Linked DNA regions of Homo sapiens: region 2 is linked to region 1. Evidence: read pairs that join two places in POLR2A ChIA-PET (ENCODE). Cell type or tissue: GM12878. All regions are shown on one strand. Links, peaks and the distances in the headings refer to the core of each region. The heading gives the core; the rest is flanking DNA.

What was found. ChIA-PET counts read pairs that join two places held together with the same protein. Peaks named below come from ENCODE experiments on the same cell type or tissue, not always from the same donor. Only the 100,000 strongest peaks of a DNase experiment are listed, where the experiment ranks them.
Region 2: POLR2A ChIA-PET joins it to region 1 with 8 read pairs; 1 of 35 experiments calls an interaction of 5 or more read pairs at or near these places.

Annotation. Positions count from the first base shown.
Region 1 is chr11:78,303,959-78,316,240 of GRCh38, reverse strand. The region is part of intron 1 of GAB2 (GRB2 associated binding protein 2); the gene reads left to right. It overlaps LOC105369402 (a long non-coding RNA gene), which reads right to left. Exons shown (of 3, transcript XR_950343.4): 2 at 1,336-1,432. Among named protein-coding and RNA genes, the nearest start is that of GAB2, 110 kb to the left of the region's middle. In GM12878, for the core only: no CTCF peak of the experiment used is centred there; DNase peaks (open chromatin) are centred at 3,340 and 5,540; H3K4me3 peaks cover 448 bases; H3K27ac peaks cover 973 bases.
Region 2 is chr11:78,539,506-78,547,505 of GRCh38, reverse strand. All of the region lies in intron 5 of NARS2 (asparaginyl-tRNA synthetase 2, mitochondrial), which reads left to right. It overlaps NARS2-AS1 (NARS2 antisense RNA 1), which reads right to left. Exons shown (of 4, transcript NR_120566.1): 2 at 866-997. Among named protein-coding and RNA genes, the nearest start is that of NARS2-AS1, 10 kb to the right of the region's middle. In GM12878, for the core only: no CTCF peak of the experiment used is centred there; no DNase peak of the experiment used is centred there; H3K27ac peaks cover 263 bases.

The DNA.
Region 1 (12,282 bases), core at 1,829-9,828:
AGAGAAGCCGGTAGTGGCTCAGTTTGGGTCTGAAAGCCTCAAAACCAGGGAAAACAACAGTGCAGCCTTTAAGTCAGTCCCAAAGGCAGGACACCCACCCCCTGGCCCCCCGTGCAAGTCCCAGTGTCAGGCCAAAGAACCTGAAGTCTGATGTCCAAGGGCAGGAGGAGCGGGAGGAAGCATCCAATATGGCAGGGGGAGGGGGAGTGGGGAGAAGGAAGCCAGAAGCCTCAGCAAGCAAGCTTATTCCACCTTCTTCCGCTTGCTTTCTTCTGGCCATGCTGACAGGCAGTAGGATGGTGCCCAACCATATTAAGGGTGACTCTTCCTTTCTCAGTACACTGACTCAAATGTCAACCTCCTCTGGCAGCACCTTCACAGATAAACCCAGAAACAGTACTTCGCCAGCCATCTAGGCATCCTTCAATCCAATCAAGTTGACACCTAATATTAACCATCACAAATCCTTTACCAGATATATGATTTGCAAATATTTTCTTCCATTCAGTGGATTGTCTTTTCACTTGGTTGATTGTGTCCTTTGATTCACTAAAGTTTTAATTTTGATGTCCAATTTATCTATTTTTTGTTTTGCTACCTATACCTTTGGTGTCACATCCAAGAAAACATTGTCAAATCCATTGTCATGAAACATTTTTTCTATGTTTTCTTCTGAGAGGTTTATCATTTTCATTCTTATATTTAGGTCTTTGGTCCATTTTGAGTTAATTTTTGTATATGGTATAAGGGTCCAGCTGTTTTTTTACATGTGGATATCCAGTTTTCCCAGCACCATTTGCTGAAAAGTTCTGTTATTTCTTTTGTATTTGTGTGATAGTCCTAGGATGTGTTATAATTACCTTATAGATGAGAAAACAGAAGGTGAAATATTCCTGAGGATCCCCTAAAAGCAGGCTTCTTGCTATCCTTGGCAGTTCAAAGACATTAAAAAGGGGGGAAAGCCATTTTGAAATAATGCGAGAAGAAGAGGGGAATAGACTGAGAGGAAAAGCAAAACAAAATAAAATAAGATTGGGATAGACAGCCAGCCGTGAGCAGAACTTTGAAGTGTGTTTATAATTCACTCAGAGACCTCCTCCCCCCTGCCCTTTTACTCTCCTTCCTTCTCTTACTCTCTCAATTAGCTCCTTCAGTTTGCTGTCTCTTCTGAAACTCTTTGAAAGCTTTTCTACAGTCTGTGTCCAGCCTGTTTTCTGAGCTTTATCTGCTGTCTCCCTCGCTGCCACTGTGAAGCTGTAATGGAGTCATGTTAGTTCTCACTGCTCCCATAGCAAGCCCTGCCTTTACAGACCACGTTCATTTTATTCACTTTACCTTTAATGTGCCATGGTCTTTCTCCAAGGCCTCTTGACGGTGGTGGCACCTCTTCACCTCTGCGTCCCAGTAGCATTGTGGCACAGAGGTGGCTGTTCTGTAAATGTGTCAAAAAGATGACTAAACCGACAGTTTTTGTTCCTTTGCATAACCATTCCACATATGCAATATAGTCTTACCTTCCGGGATTTAAAGTAAGCATGTGACCTGGTCTCTGTCCACCAGTGATTGTAATCTAGCTGGGAGAAAGCAAGGTACTTCTATATACACTTGACACTTTAATATTCTGTATAACATGTTATACTTGTAACCTTCAGTGAATGACAGGGAAGACTTGTTTTATCTCCATTATATTAAGATACTAAAGCACAGCAAAGTTGGAGTTTGGCTGAAATCACATAACTAGCAGAAGATCAAGGTGGGACTTAAACCTAGGGGACTGACTTCAGGCAAGATGCTTAACCACTTAAAGCTACTCAGTTTGTTCATCTACAAAATGAGGATAATAGCGTCTACTTCCTAAGTGGTTGTATTAAAAATTACACCATGTGAGTGAAGAATTTTGGCATGTCATATGGGACGCAGTGCAAGCTGCTATTGTCTGTCTGTCTATATGGTGTTTTTTGTCACTGTTATAACACTTTCAGTGTATTACTTTGGAAAAGAGGCTTGCAAGTACCATCACAACGGTTTCTCCCTGGACTTTTGGAAATATTAATGGCCACTCCTGTTTTACATGCGAGCCCTATGTCAAGCACCTCATGTGATGCCTGCCTGACTCAGGGCTCAGTGAATGGTTCCTTTACTTCCCCTCCTGGCCTTGTGCTTTTATGGGTGAATTGCACAGGACTTGACACTCCCACATCCAGAGGCTAACTAGCTGAATAACCCAGCTAGAACTAGAACTTAGAATTCTGCCATGTTTTTCAGACTGTGTCTTCTTTTCCATTACTCTTTCTGTAGTCTTTCATGTGCTCTCTTCACATTTTTTTGGTAGGTGGATTTAAGTTGGTAGGATCACTGAGGCATAGTAGAAGCTAATCTGTACTGATACCTTATTTTCAATTTGTAGAGGCCCCAGGGCACTTGTGTGATAAATGGTGCTATGTAAATTAAAATGCAAGTAAGGGTCTCTTCAGTGTTTCTTAAATTAAGTTTATTATATGTGGTAATTTGCACCTAGAGGCTTTTGTTGTTATTTGTTGTAGTGACTATGGCAGTAATGAGCCTGCTCCCAGAAAAGCTTGGCACATGCCCCATAGACAGTTTATTTGCATTTGGCTGGACTCCATGGTGTACCCTGAACAAATGAATCAGCCTATTGGAGGGGTGGAGAAACTGAATCATAGGGAGGCTGTGGGTCTTGCACATGATCCCTGGTGATCCTGAGGTGGGGCAATACCAGAGTTCTATGTCCTGTTCCTAGCTGGATTATTCCTTAGCCTCAGGATTTGGGAGCATCAAGCACCTTGCAGTTCACCCTTAAAAGCACAAAGCCAGGAGGGGAAGTAAAGGAACCATTCATTGAACCCTGAGTCAGGCATCATATGAGGTGCTTGACATGTAAAACAGGAGTGGCCATTAATATTCTCAACAGTCTAGGATTCGGATTCAGTCTTTGCTTTATTGTGGTAGGTAACGCTGTTTATCTGGCAGCTGCATTGATCCAAACCATGTGAAGAACTGAAAAAAAAAGTGCTGGGAAAAAAAAAGCTTTAGAGTGATCCCAAAGAATACACTAAGGCTTATACACATCAGATTCTCGTGACAACCTTATGAACAGAGCAAGTGACACCTTCTTCATGAATCTTAGCCCAAGGAACTTGCCTGAGATGTGGTGATCACACAATAAATAGCAGACCAAGGACTGATAGATCACCACCCAGAGATTCTCTAAGAATTAACATGAAACAGTATATCATGTTTTATATTACACACACACACAAACACATATTTTTTAGTTCCCGTTTCTGCCACCCTTGATGGGAGTTGAGGACACTAGATCTGAGAAGTTTCAGTACTTTTCTGAGACACGTGGGGCAGGTCTTGGTGAGCAAAAAGAGCCCAGAGGACAGAGTCATAAGTCCTTGCTTTGTCGATTTATAACTTTATATCTACAATTAAGTTACTTAACCACTTCACCCTCCCAGTTTCTTCATCTTTAAAATTGGATAATAGGCCAGGCGCAGTGGCTCACGCCTGTAATTCCAGCACTTTGGGAGGCTGAGGCAGTTGGATCGCCTGAGGTCAGGAGTTCATGACCAGTCTGGCCAACATGGTGAAACCCTGTCTCTACTAAAACTACAAAAAAAATTAGCGGGGCATGGTGGTGGGCACCTGTAATCCCAGCTACTCGGGAGGCTGAGGCAGGGGAATTGCTTGAAACAGCGAGGTGGAGGTTGCACTGAGCTGAGATCGTGCCACTGCACTCCAGCCTGGGCGACAGAGCGAGACTCCGTCTCAAAAAATAAATAAAATAAAATGGGATAATAATAGTAACAACTCACAGGATGTTGTAAGGATGGAATGAACTCTTATATGTAAAGTGCTTAGGAGAGTGCCTGGCCCAAAGTAACTGTATTTTGTTTTTGTTGTGGTGGTGGTGGTGGTGGTGGTGGTAAAGACCACACAGCTTGGAGAAACCCCAGAATCTCCCTCTTGTTTTCCTCTTACTTTCTTATTGAAGAACTGTAGGGAAATTACCTTTTTTTTTTTTTTTTAAACTCCACAGGTCATGCTGGCTCAGAGTTTACAGTAAACACCAGGAACATTCAGTTGGTTGTGCCCTCAGTTCAGGGCATCTTATGTAATGTGCTGCCCTGTGACACAGACCTAGAAAAAGGGCTGTTTTCAAGCCTAGACATGGGAGGAAGGTTGGTATTCTTCGTAATTTGCAGCAAGGCATGAAGCTGATGTCTATCACTACAGCCAGCCCTGGACGGCATTGTTTGTTAGGTAAAATTGTCGGTAGAACTCTGCTCTGCCTCTTACCTGTTTCTCTCACCCCATCTCAGGGCCTCAGGGCTCTGGCCTCTGTATGACCTGGTGGGATTGAGCTTCTGTAGGCACCTCTTCTTGCCCACAGCCTCATACCTAACTACCGCCTCGCTCCAAGTCCAGTTGTCTCAGGCTTTCTAGGTGTCTTGCTACTCTGGTAAACTAATTGTATCTTATGTATTTATGGAAAGAATTAATGAATAAACAAATGCATGGAGGCAATTTAAAAGCAATATAATAAGCAGTACCAACACCACTGCCTGGCCCACAGCCTGGCACGCAGAGGCTTTTGTTGTTATGTTATAGTGGCTCAGTGAAAACTTATTGAATAATTTATTACTTTTGGTGTAATGCATTTACTATCCTAACCGTATGTTTGAAGCCCAGTTCAAATGCTCTATCCTTTGTTGAACTGTTCTTATATCAAATAAAAATTCTTCCTTTTCTGTAATAGAACTTTATAGGAAAGTTTATATATATAATATTCTTTAGGGAAAGAAAAAAAAACAACCTTTATATTACCTTACTTGATTCTTGTAACAACCTGGTTAGGATTATCATCTTCATTTTATAATTGAAACTGAGGCTTAGGTATATGAAAGAGCTCATTTTTATGCAGCTCTTAAGTAATGAAGCTGACCCCAAAACTTACTTTCATGTATATAAAATGTACCTAATAAGTGTTCAGTAAATATGGGGGGAAGAAAAAACTTACTTTCATTTAGTAAATTATTTTTACCTCAGTACATTATATAGGCAGATGTATATTTTATGAAGTTGTGCCCATATTTTAGCTTCCCCACTAGAACAGAAGCCCTTTTGATCTGAGAACTGTCCCATCTTGTTGCCTCTGCTTCCCAGAGCTTCACACATAATAAATGTTTGAAAGTAAATTGCTAATTTTAACAGGGTTCTTCAGTGGCAGAATTTCATACAAAATCATTGTAGTGAAAGAAAAAACCTTTAGTAAGGAGACAAATCAAACTTTTTTCCCCTGTGTAGAGAGCTCCCTAATGGGTCTTCTTATTTTTTTAGAATGAACTGTAGGACATACCCACAAGGGTACTCTTTCTGATGGGTGATACGAGGCTCAGGGTTTGTGGCAATGAACTTTGCTCTTTCCCACACCTGAAGCTGCAGCTGTAACACACATCAGAGACTGAAGGACAGTGGCGCTGGAACACGACCAGGCCTGGGCTGCGGTTCGCCTTGGTGAACTGAGATTCATCACTATTAATATCTGAGTTTCCATTAATAACCCTTTTCACTGTGAGCTCATTTAAATCTTCTGTTCTCTAAGCTATTTTTAACCACACATTCTTGGGCCTGGGCCTGGTTCCCGCTTACAGATCATAACTTTCATTTTGATTTTTTTTTCTTTTTTTTTTTTTTTTTGAGACAGAGTCTTGCTCTGTCGCCCAGGCTGGAGTGCAAGTGGCACGATCTTGGCTCACTGCAAGCTCCGCCTCCCAGGTTCACGCCATTCTCCTGCCTCAGCCTCCCGAGTAGCTGGGACTACAGGCGCCCACCACCGTGCCCGGCTAATTTTTTTTTTTTTTTTTGTATTTTTAGTAGAGACGGGGTTTCACCGTGTTAGCCAGGATGGTCTTGATCTCCTGACCTCGTTATCCAACCGCCTTGGCCTCCCAAAGTGCTGGGATTACAGGCGTGAGCCACCGCACCCGGCTCATTTTGGTTTTTGTACTTGCAGAAATAATAGGAATTCTGCCCAACCCCTCACTCCCTCCACCCCCACATTTCTCAGAGGCGTGTATTGAAATTGTAGGTGGGACAATTCTTTGTTATGCGAGATTTTATCCTATGCATGGTTTGAGGTTAATATACCTGTCCTCTGCCCTCTAATGCCTGTAAGGCTTTCCAATCATTGTGACAACTTACCCCACCACTGCCACCACCACACACACAGGCGCGCGCGCACACACACACACACACACACACACACACACACACACACACACACATTTCTAACCCTCCCCAAAGTGAACCGTACTGGGACTGATTGAAAGCCATTATAACCAGACACCTCTCTCTGCCACCCTTGATCTCTCTCTGTTGACTTGAGTCCCTATCCAAGGTAGAACTAGGAAACAGGATGTTACTCTCTATATCCTGAGAAAAGCAGCTTTTCTGTTTCCCCAGAGCTCTCCACTTTGTGAAATAGAGAAGCAAATTAAGATCTTGGGGATTGAACTGCTGAGACCAGTTGAATATCATTGTTGCTCTGTCAAGACAGGTTTTTTAAAAAAATATTAGCCAGGCATGGTGGCATGTGCCTGTAGTCCCAGCTACTCAGGGGGCTGAGGTGGGAGGATCCCCTCAACCCTGGGGAGGTTGAGGTTGCAGTGAGCTGTGATCATGCCACTGTACTCCAGCCTGAGCGACAGACTGAGACCCTGTCTCAATTTAAAAAAAAAAAAAAAAAAGGCAGGGGGCAGGGTTTAACCACAAGATTTTATTCTCTTAAAATTACATGAAGGCTGGGGAGGGGGACAGGGACTGGGGAAAGGCTGTTAGTTAGTATGGAATTTCTTTTTGGGTGATGAAAATATTCTGGAATTAAATAGTGGTGATGGTTGTACAACCTTGCAAGTATACTAAAAGCTACTGAATTGTACACTGTAAAGGGTAGATTGTATTGCATGTGAATCATATCTCAATTTTTTTAATTGCTTGAGTCTGCTACTCTTAATATTTCCCTACCTGTCATCTGATCTCCCAAGCTTGAAACTTTTATCTGGCAGTTACTTTTGACTCTTCTCTCTCCCGCAGTTTTCATTTCTAGTGGGTCACTAAGACCTAACTCCTAAGTAATTCTCAAATACCTTTTTTTCTGTCCCCACTCCCAGTGACATTACTCAGGCTCTCCCTTGCCTGTACTGTCGTGACTAGCTGTTAATTTCTCTTCCTGTCTCTAGACTTCTCCTACCCTCAGCATCTTTCCAGGATGTTTCCAACTATGTCTTCAACTTTTTATTGTGAAATGGAATACACACACAAAAATTATATATAATATATACTGTACTATAAAGGAAACACCCATGTAATTACCACCCAGGTCAAAAAATTGCCAGCATCCCAGAAATCCCTGAATGTCTCTTTCCAGTCATATTCTTCTTATTCCACTCCATCCCTTCTTCCAAGTATCATGACTTCTGTGGTAGTCATGCCCATGCTTTTGTTTGCAGTTTTACCATAAGTATGTGTATTCTCAAGAAATATTGTTAGTTCTGTTTATTTTTGAACTTTTGAAATCACATTTTTATACTCGCTTCCTTCTCTCAACTTTGTGTTTGTAAAATTTACTCATGTTGTGTATATAGCTTGGTTGTGTTTTCTTAAAATCTTGATCTGATCCTGTTTCTTCCAATCACATAGATGCTAAGTTCAAACTCCTTGATAATGGCAGCATTCAAGGTCCTCCAGGATCCTGTCTTGTAACCTGCCTCTCCATCTTCATTTGCAGTGACCTCTCTCCCCACATCCTTTCCCATAATCACATCAAAGATGCCCTGTCTTTCTTTGAGTAGGGATCTTGCTCTGTCACCCAGCCTGGAGTGCAGTGTTGCAGTCACGGCTTACTGCACCCTCAGCCTCCCGTATGCCCTCTCTTTCTATGCGTCCTGTGCTTAAAATCTAGACTGTCTTTCTACTCTTTCAACCTAGTGTATTTTTGACTCCCTCCTCAAAGTAGAATAGACTCATTTTCATAATTATTTATACTCTCTCTCCCTGTTTTAACACTTATAATATGTCTTGTATTGTAAGTGTTATAGGCCCAAGCATCTGGAGTTCCGATGTCCGAAGGCCCAAGGATTTGGAGTTCCAATAATGTCCAAGGGCAGAGAAACATGGGTGTCTCAGCTTCAGAAAAGAAAATGTTTTCCCTCTGCCTTTTTGTTCTTCCAGGCTCTCAACAAATTGGATGGTGCTCACCCACACTGGGTGAGAATGGATCTTCCTTACTCAGTCCACTGATTAAAATGCCAGTCTCTCCCAGAAACACCCTCAAAGACACACCCAGAAATAATGCTTTACCAGCTATCTGGGTATCACTTAACCCAGTCAAGTTGGCACCTAAAATTAACCATTACACTGTTATATTCTCACTTCTTTTGTATTAAAAAATAACTCATACACTTTATTCCATTGAATATCATGAACTCCTATGTTTGCAGATTCAATTAGTTATAAACTTAAAATGTTACAACTTGGACATTGGGAGCCCCTTTAAATCGTATCTTTTGACTCAACATCTCTCTCTCTCTCTCTCTCTCTCTCTCTCTAACATTTTTTGTAGAGATGGGATCTCACCATCTTTCCCATGCTGGTCTCAAACTCCTGGGCTCAAGAGATCCTCCTATCTTGGCCTCCCAAAGTGCTGGGATTACAGGTGTGAGCCATCATGCCTGGCCAAGTCCTTAACATTTTTTTTTCTGTGATTTATTTTTTCCTTTATTTATTTTCCCCATCACAAATTTCATACACAATTCTGTGATATATTTTAAAGCAACCTTGCTTTTATTATTGAACAAAAATAATTTTCAGGCTTACCTTAAATTTTTTTTTAACTTCACAACATAGAATCAACCCCTTTCCAGAGAGTTTTGATTCCTTTGGTAGAGAATAATGCAAAGGACCCACTTCTAGGACTCTAGGTGCACATGAGGTTGTAGAGGTTGTAGTGTTCATAAGCACTGTTGCTGTCATGGGCTACTCTTAGTGACTGAGTTGGAAAGTTAATTTTTTCAAGGTTATGAGTTCACATAAGGGTGCTGTATCTAACTTTTCTTAGAATGCTTGGTTTTATTGACCATTAATACTGTCTCCTACATAAATATTAGGAAGTATTTTTAATTACTTGCTGTGATCAGTTCCATTGAATTATGCCCAAATACAGGCCTGGTGAGAGATACATGTTCAAAACAATTAGAAGATAAAAGTTGATATTTATACATAACACATTTTGTAAAACATATATACCTTACTTTATCTCTTTCTGTGACTATGTGAGATGGATGGAATGTGATCTATTTTACGAACAAGGAAACTAAGGCACACAGCAGAAGTTAAGTGACTCATTAGGGTCATGCAGCTAATAAGTAAAGGCTGGAATTTTAACCTGTATCTTCAGAATCTAAATCCTGTTTATTTTCCACTGTCTGTACATCCTTTCACTCTCTGCCTTCAAGACGCTTGCAAACACTTGTGTACCTGAAATAACATAAATAACATTCATGATGAAGCTTGTAGCTTTATAAACCAAGGATTGCTTCCAAATGAAATCTATACTTATAATCCTTTCAGAGAAAACTTATGATCTGAATGACTATATTGATAGCTTAAGAAAGTATATAGGGGCCGGGCGCAGTGCTCACCGCCTGTAATCCCAGCACTTTGGGAGGCCAAGGTGGGCAGATTGCCTGAGCTCAGGAGTTCACGACCAGCCTGGGCAACATGGTGAAATCCTGTCTCTACTAAGAATATAAAAAATTAGCCGGGCGTGGCGGCGTGTGCCTGTAGTCCCAGCTACTTGGGAGGCTGAGGCAGGAGAATTGCTTGAACCTGGGAGGCGGAGGTTGCAGTGAGCCAAGGGCGCACCACTGCACTCCAGCCTGGCTGACAGAGTGAGACTCCATCTCAAAAAAAATGAATAAATAAAAATAAAAAAGTATATAGGTTCTAGATTAGGTTGGGATGGATTTATATTAGTAAATCAGGTTATATTCTAGTTTATTGAAAGCTCATGTCCATTTGGGGTAAAGTTGAAGGTTCTAACAAAGATAAAGTATTAAATTTCTAGGTATAGGGCAGGCTTGGTAAATGGGTATAGATGTTTTAATATAGGGGTTTGCATTCTAGACGTTAAACTGCTGGGCTTGATTCTGTATTTTTGACTGCTACAGTGTAAAAAATATTTTTGCTCAGAGAAGGATTAAGGACAGAAATGGTTTGTTTCAGTCTTAGAATTTTATTTAGAATTTCACTAGGGTTGAGCATGGGCAATGCTTGCCTTTTCCTCTAGGAAGCCATAGCTCCTCAGTTGGAATCTGCAAACTTTTGCTCTGAGGTCTTGGGAGAAACTGAGACCTTGGGAATGCATCCCGGACTCCAGAGAGCCCTATTCCTCAGGGTCAGGATGTCTCAAGATGAAAAATTATCTAAAAACTATGTTTCAACTCTAATATTTATTTAGCTGCATTTTCCACTCAGGCACAGGCAAAGAAAAGTGCCAGAAATAAAAAGACCAGGGATTTTTCACTTCTTAAGATGAAAAGGTCCTGGTGCTTTATATCCAGAAGTGCTCATCACTTACCTCCACACAAAGAGGCAACTCTGAACCTGCTAAGTGGCCACACCAGATTATAAAGTTACAAAGAAGGCTGGCTGCAAGGCACCTGGAGCCTCCCTGTGCCACCTCCCCTCTGTGGAGCTCTCTCTTGCCCTGCCTAAACATTCAGGATTCATTCCTGTCTAAAGCCCTGATCTCCATTCTGTATTAGTTTTATACCTTAAAGTAAATCTAAATTGTGTAGAACACTGCTGGGCAATTTTTGCAGTTTCAGAGACAAGACTCATTTTAGAATAAAAGGCTTTGGGTCCTATCTATAAAAAAATAAAAAAAGACTAGAGTTTTTGTCCCAGCTCTGCCACAGACTTCCATGTATGAGTTTAGTAAGATATTACCATTTTCTCAACCACTGCTCCTTGATCTGTAAAATGATTATGATAATCCCTTTCTTTCCCTACTCATAAGGCAATTTTGAAAGTATGAAAAGGGATTTATATTCTGAGGTCTCATCAGTACTGAGTCCTCAGTTGGCATTCAGCTCAGCTCAGTTCCCGTGCTATCTCTAGAAGGGAAGGAGAGGCACTGTGCCTGTCCTCCCAGAGAGAGTAAGGAAGGCTTTTGGGCATTCAAGTGGAATCTTGAAGGATTAATAGGATTTTCACAGGGAATATCACATTAAAGCAGTTTGCTTTTCCTGGAATGTCAGATGTTTTGAGGCTGAGAAATAGGCATGGAGGGGAGGGAAGGTTGAAAATTTCAGGTAGCAGTTTGGAACCAAATGAAGGAAGGCCCTTGAATGCTATCCTGAGTAGTTTAGACTTGGCACTGTAGGACAGTGCTTTTCAAACTTTTTCATATTACATTATACAAAGAAAACAATACTTTAATGTCAGGCTGCAGGTAGCTATTGGCAAGGGGTAACTGGCCCAGGGACTACAGTTTCTCTGAGGGCTAAAGGAATTAAAAACTTTTAATAACTTGGCACTTCATCACTGGTTGAAAAGCACTGCTAGGCAATAAGGAGCCTGGTTAAGAAACTTCAGGAAAAATATTTCTTCTTTGTCTCTCCAGAGTCTAAGATTGTAATGTGACTTCTACTCTAGATTCTTGCCTTGGGAGCCTGGCCCTTGGCGAAATCGAGTACACCAAAAATGAGTCAGCCTATCACTACAGATCCTATACCATTAAAAGGTTAATAGGAGATTAGTAATTGCCAGGGGATGGAAGAAGGGGAAGATGGAGATTGACTAATGGGTATGGGATTGCTTTTTGGGGTGATGCAAATGTTCTGGAATTAGATAATGGTGATGTTTGCATAATCTTGTGAATATACAAAAAACCCTAAATTGTATACTTGAAAGGGGTGAATATTATGGAATATAAATTATATCTCATTAAAAAATAAAAGCATAATAGGAGAATGTTATGAACAACTTTACTTCAATAAATTTGATAAATGAAATTCTATAAAAGACACACATATCAAAACTGACACAAGAAGAAAGCAAAAAATCTGAAGAGCCCTATACCTGTTAAAATAATTTAATTATAATTTTAAATATATAATTTAAATATAATTCATGGGCCTCATTTGTCTGCCCTTCCCCCAACTTTGCCCTGATTTTCACTAAATCTTTGCT
Region 2 (8,000 bases), core at 1-8,000, 230 kb before region 1:
TGCCTCATTCTTTTAAAAGTATGTGCTGTTTCAGTGTATCAATATATGTATTTCAATGTATTTAACCTATTCTTTTACTGATGGAGAATTCATTGGCTATTTTTTTTTCCTGTTACATGATAGTATGCACAAGTTAGTATTGGGTCCTGTGTTGAGAATTTTGAATTAAAATTTGTTCTTTAAATTAAAATGAGCTGGTTCTCAAGAAATGAACAGTTTCTGAGTTCTTTTTTTTTCTTCTTTTACCTCAAGTGATCCTCCCACTTTAGCCTCCCAGGTAGCTGGTAGCTAGTACTATGGGTGTGCACCACCACACCTGGCTAATTTTTAAATTTTTTATGGATACAGGGTCTTGCTATGTTGTCCAGGCTGTTCTCTAATTCCTGGGCTCAAGCAGTCCTCCCCCCATGGCCTCCCAAAGTGCTGAGATGACAGTCATGAGCCACCATACCCAGCCACGAAATGTATAGTGTTTATCCAGAAGATAAAGCTGACACGTGAAATCGTAGCAGAATAATTAAATGTTTAATTGGCTTTTACCTTTTTTAAGGGTAATTATACAGAATATACAGAATTGTTGCATCAAGTAGTGCTTCACTTTTTATAAGTGCTCTAGGAGAGATTTCTGACAAGGAAAAACTAGGTACAGGAGTGATCAGAGATGTCCACAGGACAAAGCAATGTGTATGATCCTTGTTTATAGTTCCGTCTTTGATTTTTGTTCCAACTTTGTCATTTTCTACTTCCAAAATTATCCAGATTCATACCAGGTACCTTTCAGAAAGGCAAATTGGTAAGATTGGGGCAGAGTGACCTATAGTGAGAAGCAAGGGGATATAGTGAATTATTGATGTATATCACTTACCTAATGCAATAATTTATTCCTTTTATCAATTAATATTAATTGACTACATGACATGTGCTGGAGGAAAAGTGGTGAACAAAGAATCTCTTTCCTTGTTGAATGTATATCCTTGTAGAAGAGGAGACAATAAATCTAAAAGTAAAATAGAGAATATGTTAAGTATTGTGGTAACTGTCCAAAGATAGCTGCCTAGTGCACTATGCTTCCCAGTCCCACATCTTTCTGTTGTCCTCACCCACAGTTAAAGAGTGGGCTGGTTCTGTGTAATCAGTAGGACATGGTGGAAATGAAATATCCTTGCCTTTGTTTTTTTGGAATGGCTCCGGGGGAAGCCAGCATCTGTGTAAGAGGTACTGTGCTACTGTGAGACCTCAAACTATTTGTGTGGGAAGGCTGCATGGTAAGACAGAGATACCTGGCTACACTTCAGCTGTTTCAGCCATCCCAGCTAAGGCACCAGACTTGTGATTAAGGAGGTCATCTTGGATATCTAGCTGAATCTAGCCTTCACATGACTCCAGTGCCGGCAGCCATTTGACTGAAACCATGTGAGAGACTCCATACAAGAACCACTCAGTTGAAGCCAGGCAACCCATAGACTTGTGAAAGATAGCAGTAGATTATCATTTTAAGCCGCTAAATTTTAGAATGATTTGTTGCTCACCAATAGGTAATCAGAACAGATGGTGATTTGTATTGCGAAGAAAAATAAATTGGGAAAAAGGTTAGGGAGAGAGAGATTCTAGTTTAAATTGGATGGTCAAGGAAAGCTTTACTGAAAAGATGTTCAAAAAGCATGAGTGGACCAGGTGCGGTGGTTCACACCTGTAATCCCAGCACGTTGGTAGGCCAAGGCAGGCGTATATATCACTTGAGGCCAGGAGTTCGAGACCAGCCTGGCCAATACGACAGAACCCCATCTCCCATCTCTACTAAAAATACAAAAATTAGCTGGCCACAGTGGCATGCACAACTGCAATCCCAGCTATTTGGGAGGCTGAGGCACAAGAATTGCTTAAATCCAGGAGGTGGAGGTTGCAGTGAGCCGAGATCACACCACTGCACTACAGTCTGGGTGACAGAGCAAGACTCTGTCTCAAAAAAAAAAAAAAAAAAGGAAAAAGCATGACGGACATATGGGAGTAAGTAATGTTGATACCTGGGAAAGAACATTTCAGTCAGAAGGAACAGCAAGTACAAAGATTCTGTGGCTGGAGCAGCCTCAGGTTTTCAAGAAACAATCATGAAGGCAGGTATGGATCGAGCATAGGAAAGAGAGGAAGATTAGTGGGAACTGAGGTTAGGCATAGAGGTTGGGAGTAGGTGCAAATTATATATGTGAGTGATGTTCATCTTTATGAGGTGTAACACTTTTGTAAAAAAGAATTTTCATAACTCCTTTTCTTTCCCAAATATAGATAATATGTATAATGAAATGTAGATGATATAAACTTTTTATACACTTAATTGGAAAAATATAGTGCTTCCAACTTAATATAAAAAAGAAAGAAAAGTAATATAATCAGTGTATTTTATTATGTAAATACTGTGGTCTAGAAGAATGTAAGTAGCCTTTATATAGAGATATAAAGAACTGCTGACTTTGACCACTATAAATTAGGACTTAAACAGGTGTGTTATATTGGTGACTCACATATCATGAACAGTTTGCTATTTGTGATGAGAATACTGGAGTGCAGTGGCGCGATCTCACCTCACTGCAACCTCTGCCTCCCGTGTTCAAGCAATTCTTCTGCCTCAGCCTCCTGAGTAGCTGGGATTACAGGTGCCCACCACCACGCGCAGCTAATTTTCTGTATCCTTTTTTTTTTTTTTTTTTTTTTTGTGAGACGGAGTCTCGCTCTATCGCCCAGGCTGGAGTGCAGTGGCACGATCTTGGCTTACTGCAAACTCCGTCTCCCAGGTTCACGCCGTTCTCCTGCCTCAGCCTCCCGAGTAGCTGGGACTACAGGCACCCACCACCGCGCCTGGCTAATTTTTTGTATTTTTAGTAGAGACGGGGTTTCACCGTGTTAGCCAGGATGGTCTCGATCTCCTGACCTCAAGTGATCTGCCTGCCTCAGTCTCCCAAGTGCTGGGATTACAGGCATGAGCTACTGCGCTCAGCCGGTAACTCATTCTTGATAAGAGTTCCGCATGAAAGTATTAGCTTTCCCTTGATTTACATGGAAGATGCATTCTGGAAAATTCAGAGCATATTAAAATAATACAATTTACCTAATTCACTAACATGAATGTTCCATTGCATATTTGAAACTTGGGGTAGTACCCACTAAATTTCAGTAGCTCTCCCCAGTTATGACAACCAGAAACATTCCCTCTAAAAAGGACTTTTTAGGCCATTATAAGAATATTGGCTGTGAGTCTTTGGAGAGTTATAAGCAAAGGAGTAATAAATCACTTATATTTTAATGAGATCATTCTGGCTGCTATATGGAGATTAAATCAGGGAGAGGTACAGAAGAAGAGAAACCAGTTAAAAGTCTAATGCTGTATTTTAGGTGGACAGATAGTGATTTACACAGGAGTTGAAATTGTACATCCTCAAATGTGGTTGGATTCTGGAGAGTGAGAGAGAGTTTTTTTTTTTTTTTTTTTTTTGAGACAGAGTCTTACTCTGTTGCCAGGCTAGAGTGCAGTGGCACAATCTTGGCTCCACCTCCCGGGTTCAAGCGATTCTCCTGCCTCAGCCTCCCGAGTAGCTGGGACTACAGGTGCGCGCCACCACGCCCAGCTAATTTTTGTAGTTTTAGTAGAGACGGGTTTTCACCATGTCGGCCAGGATGGTCTCAATCTCTTGACCTCGTGGTCTGCCCGCCTTGGCCTCCCAAAGTGCTAGGATTACAGCCATGAGCCTCTCTGCCTGGCCGGATTCTGGATATATTTAGAAAGTAGCTTATGCATCTTGGATCTTGGTACCAGGGTACATGTTTTTTGTTTTTGTTGTATCTATTCCTGCTGTGTATTTTCCCAGAAGTGATTATGTTGAATAGTTCACCTCTGCTAGACTTTTGAACTTTTAATATAGAGAGAATTATTTTTTTTCCTACAAATGGTTATTTCCATTGCTAATTAAAAGTAGAAAAGTAGCGTTTCTTCTTTTTAAAAAACATGAACTTTCATGTTGCTAGTCTGGACATTAGAATTCAAGTAATCATAAATGAAAAGAAAATGTCAGCTTCATAAACACTGGAAAGTTTTTTGAGTTTATACTCTTTAGGGCCAATACCATCTAATTATTAGGGGAAATTGGTTTTTGTTGGAAATTAGACATTTATTTTATGCATGCCATCTTTGAAGGAAGCATTCCATGGCATTGTTGACTTCAAGAGACACTTTGATCTCAAAAAATGATGTGAATCCCTTTTGGATAATCTTTGGATAGCATCAAAATCGTGACTTTTATATGAGTATGCTTTATAATGGCTTATTCTTTTTTTTTGACACGTAGTTTTGCTCTGTTGCCCAGGCTAGAGTGCAGTGGCACCATCTCAGCCCACTGCAACCTCTGCCTCCTGGGTTCAAGCAGTTCTTGTGCCTCAGCCTCCCTAGTGGCTGGGATTACAGGCACCCACCACCGTACTTGGCTAACTTACTCTTGATTACCACAGCCAGAGGTAAAGGGCAACCAAGCCCTTCTGTTCCAGTTATCAATAACTTAACTTCCTCCTTGCAGCAACTGCAAGAAAGTATATTTTGTGGGGGGGTTTGTTTTGACCCAAGGTCTCGCTCTGTCGCCCTGTTGGGAGTGCAGTGATGAGCCAGCGATCATGGCTGTCTGCAGCCTTGACCTCCTGAGCTCAAGTGATCCACCCACTCCAGCCTCTAGAGTTACTAAAACTACAGGTGCGCACCACCACACCCAGCTAATTTTTAAAGTAGAGTCAGGGTCTCACTATGTTGCTCAGGCTGGTCTTGAACTCCTGGTCTCAAGCAATCCTCCTGCCTCCACCCCACCGAAGTGCTGGGATTTATAAGTATTTATTGAGTACCTGCTGTGTTTAGTGGTAGTCAAGTCCTTTGTGTGGATACGTGGTTTGGAGACTTAACTCTGGAGCATAGGTATCCCTTCTCACAGAAGTCCTAGTTAACGGACTAGGACCATATCTTATCATATTCATCCTTAAAGCCCCAATCTGACAATGAATAAGCCAAAATTAATATTTTTCAAGCAATAGTGAAAAAAAGTTTGGTTCATTTTTCACCGACCCCTTTACATTTAGGAATAAGTTTGCTGTTTTGCAATTTTACATTTGTGTTTATCTCCTGTAAAAGAAAAATAAGGCAGCATTGTATATTCACTTTCTGTTTTGCCTCAACCTTACCCTCTAATATTAGACTCCACGCGTCTTTTCTTGATTCATTCTTTCTCAGACTGCTCAGCAGGAAAACACTGTTTACAAACAGTCTGACTTAATAACTTCCTTTCCTGCTGATCAAATAGTTGTTTAAATGAAACCTTTCTCAGGGCTGAGTGGGTGTTCTAGTTAGTGGGTGTTCTGGAATGTAAATGAACCCTTATTTTAAGAAAGATTATTTTTATACTAGCAGTTCTGTGTACACCAAGATACACATTTGTAGCAAGTGGAAAGTATGGAAACATAAACTGGACTTATTGGAAATTTTTAGATTAGTGAAAGACCTACATATATGGCTTGTTAATAGGCAAATCCCAAAACTAACATAACCGGCAAAATAGAATGCAGTTTATTGAGCCTGTTTCCCTTGGCTTTGGTTTTTACGTATGAGATGCAGTCTAATGGCATGCAGAACAATTTCTGCAGCAATGATAGCAACTGCATTTGAGATACAGCTTGATAGGGATCATGAAACTACCAACCCACAAATCTTTGGAGACTGTATGACAGATTTAGTTCCTATGATTGATTGCTTGGTTGGTTGATTGATTTTAGAGGCAGAGTCTTACTCTCTCACCTAGGCTGGAGTGCAGTGGTATGATCATAACTCATTGACCTCAAACTCCTGGACTCAAGTGATCCTCCTGCCTCAGCCTCCCGAGTAGCTGGAATTACAGGCACCCTCCACTACACCTGGCTTGTTTTATGTTATATGATCAGCATTTCATACTTAGGAGAGACTAATATTAAAAGCATTTTAATCCAAAGCTTTATTTCAACACTACAGGATAAAAAATGCGAGAGCTGGGCACAGTGGTATATGCCTGTAGTCCCATCGGAAGGCAGAGGTGAGAGGATCACTTGAGCCCAGGAGTTCAAGACCAGCCTGGGCGACATAGCAAGACCTTATCTCAAAAAAAAAAAAAAAGTGACATGACTTATTGGAAAGGTGATTGTACTAGAAGCTGAGAAACCTGGATTCTACAACTGATCTTACCAAAAAGTAGTTGTATATAACATTTATTCTAACATTTGACATTTAACATTTTTAAGCTTTAGCATCTTTTACAAGAGGGAAGTTGAATTAAAATTTTTTTTTTTGAGATGGAGTTTCACTGTTGTCACTCAGGCTGGAGTACAATAGTACTAGTTTCAGCTCACAACAACCTCTGCCTCCCAGAGTCAAGCAATTCTCATGACTGAGCCTCCCAAGTAGCTGGGAATACAGGCGTGCGCCACCACGCCTGGCTAATTTTTGTATTTTTAGTAGAGATGGGGTTTCACCATGTTGACCAGGCTGGTCTCGAACTCCTGACCTCAGGTGATGCGCCTACCTTGGCCTCCCAAAGTGCTGGGATTACAGGCGTGAAAAAATTAAAGTTTTATCTAACTTAGATTTTTTTATTCTTTACTATCTGTATCGTGAAAGGCATAGCCTCCCTCTAATCTCTTAATTGGGATCAAGAAAGAAAATAGGATATTCAGTGGTTATATGGAGCTTACAGATGGTGAGTACTCTCCCTTTTCTTCATGATCTTCAAAGGAAATTGCAGATTGAGGTAAACAGGACAATAGCATGCCATTATGATTTTAAACCTTTTAAATTTCTGAACCATGCTTCATCTTTATGTATTCTCTTCCCAACTTTTTGTCTCTGGGATTATGAGTAAATAGAACTGGGTAAAAGGTGGGGGTAGGGTACAAAGTAGAAAATGGAAAAAGTAAAAGGAGATAAAAATAGATTGGGTGTTTCAGTGATTGTAGAGGTCAAATAAGTTTTCCATTGTTGATTATATTCCTTTCCACTGTTCAGCTTACTGCTATTTACTCTCGCTCCTTGCTATATATTTTACATGGAGACAGAGTCGGACTTGTGTGGGTTTTTCTATTTAATTCTCCTGAGATTGTGAAACTGCTCAGCTAAATTTGTTCTGCTGTGAGAACAAATAACTGGAGGGCAATTCAAAATACTTGTTTAATATTTTCTTGGAAATCCTCAAAGAAACAGGGAGGATTTTAGATCCGTGTGGTAAGAAATTCACTGGGATACACACATTAAAAAAATTTTTTTGGTAGCTCTTGGTTTCCCCTTTCTTGGCTGTGCTATTTACTGTCTTCCAGTGGCAGAATAACCTAGCAAAAATTTTTGTTTTGCATAATAGAGAAAGGCTAGGTTAAGTTTTATTGCACTAACGTAAGTTTTATATGATCAGGGAAAGGTTAGTCTATCATGGACTGTTTAGGATGGGAGGTAATCATCCTTTATATTGATTTTCAAACATTTTTGTTCAAAAGTGTTTTCCAAACAAAATCTTATACCAAGACCCTCTATAGAAGATAGATAAAAGGAATGACTTTGTTTATCAGATAGCTCAAATCCACGTGGTTTTGTTGATAGACTATATGAATGCCTTAACAGAGCATTGGGAACTTGGGAGATTGCAGGAAAAGGCTTAGTTACGCAGGACTTTGTATATATTGCAGGACATGTTGGACTCCTGCCCACTAAATGCTCTACAGACTCCTGAAGTATTTTCTAGGGAACACTATCATCATCAATGAGAAGCACTAATCTGTAATCTCTCCCCTGGCGATTTTATTCACTTCCAAGGCTTTATGTACCATACCATCTACATACTGACTGCCAAACTGTTTATCTGCAGTCCCAAACTGTTTATCTCCAGGTTCTGTTTCTGAGCTCCAGATTTGTAGAAGCATCTGCCTACTTGACATTTCTCCTTTGATGTCTAATATGC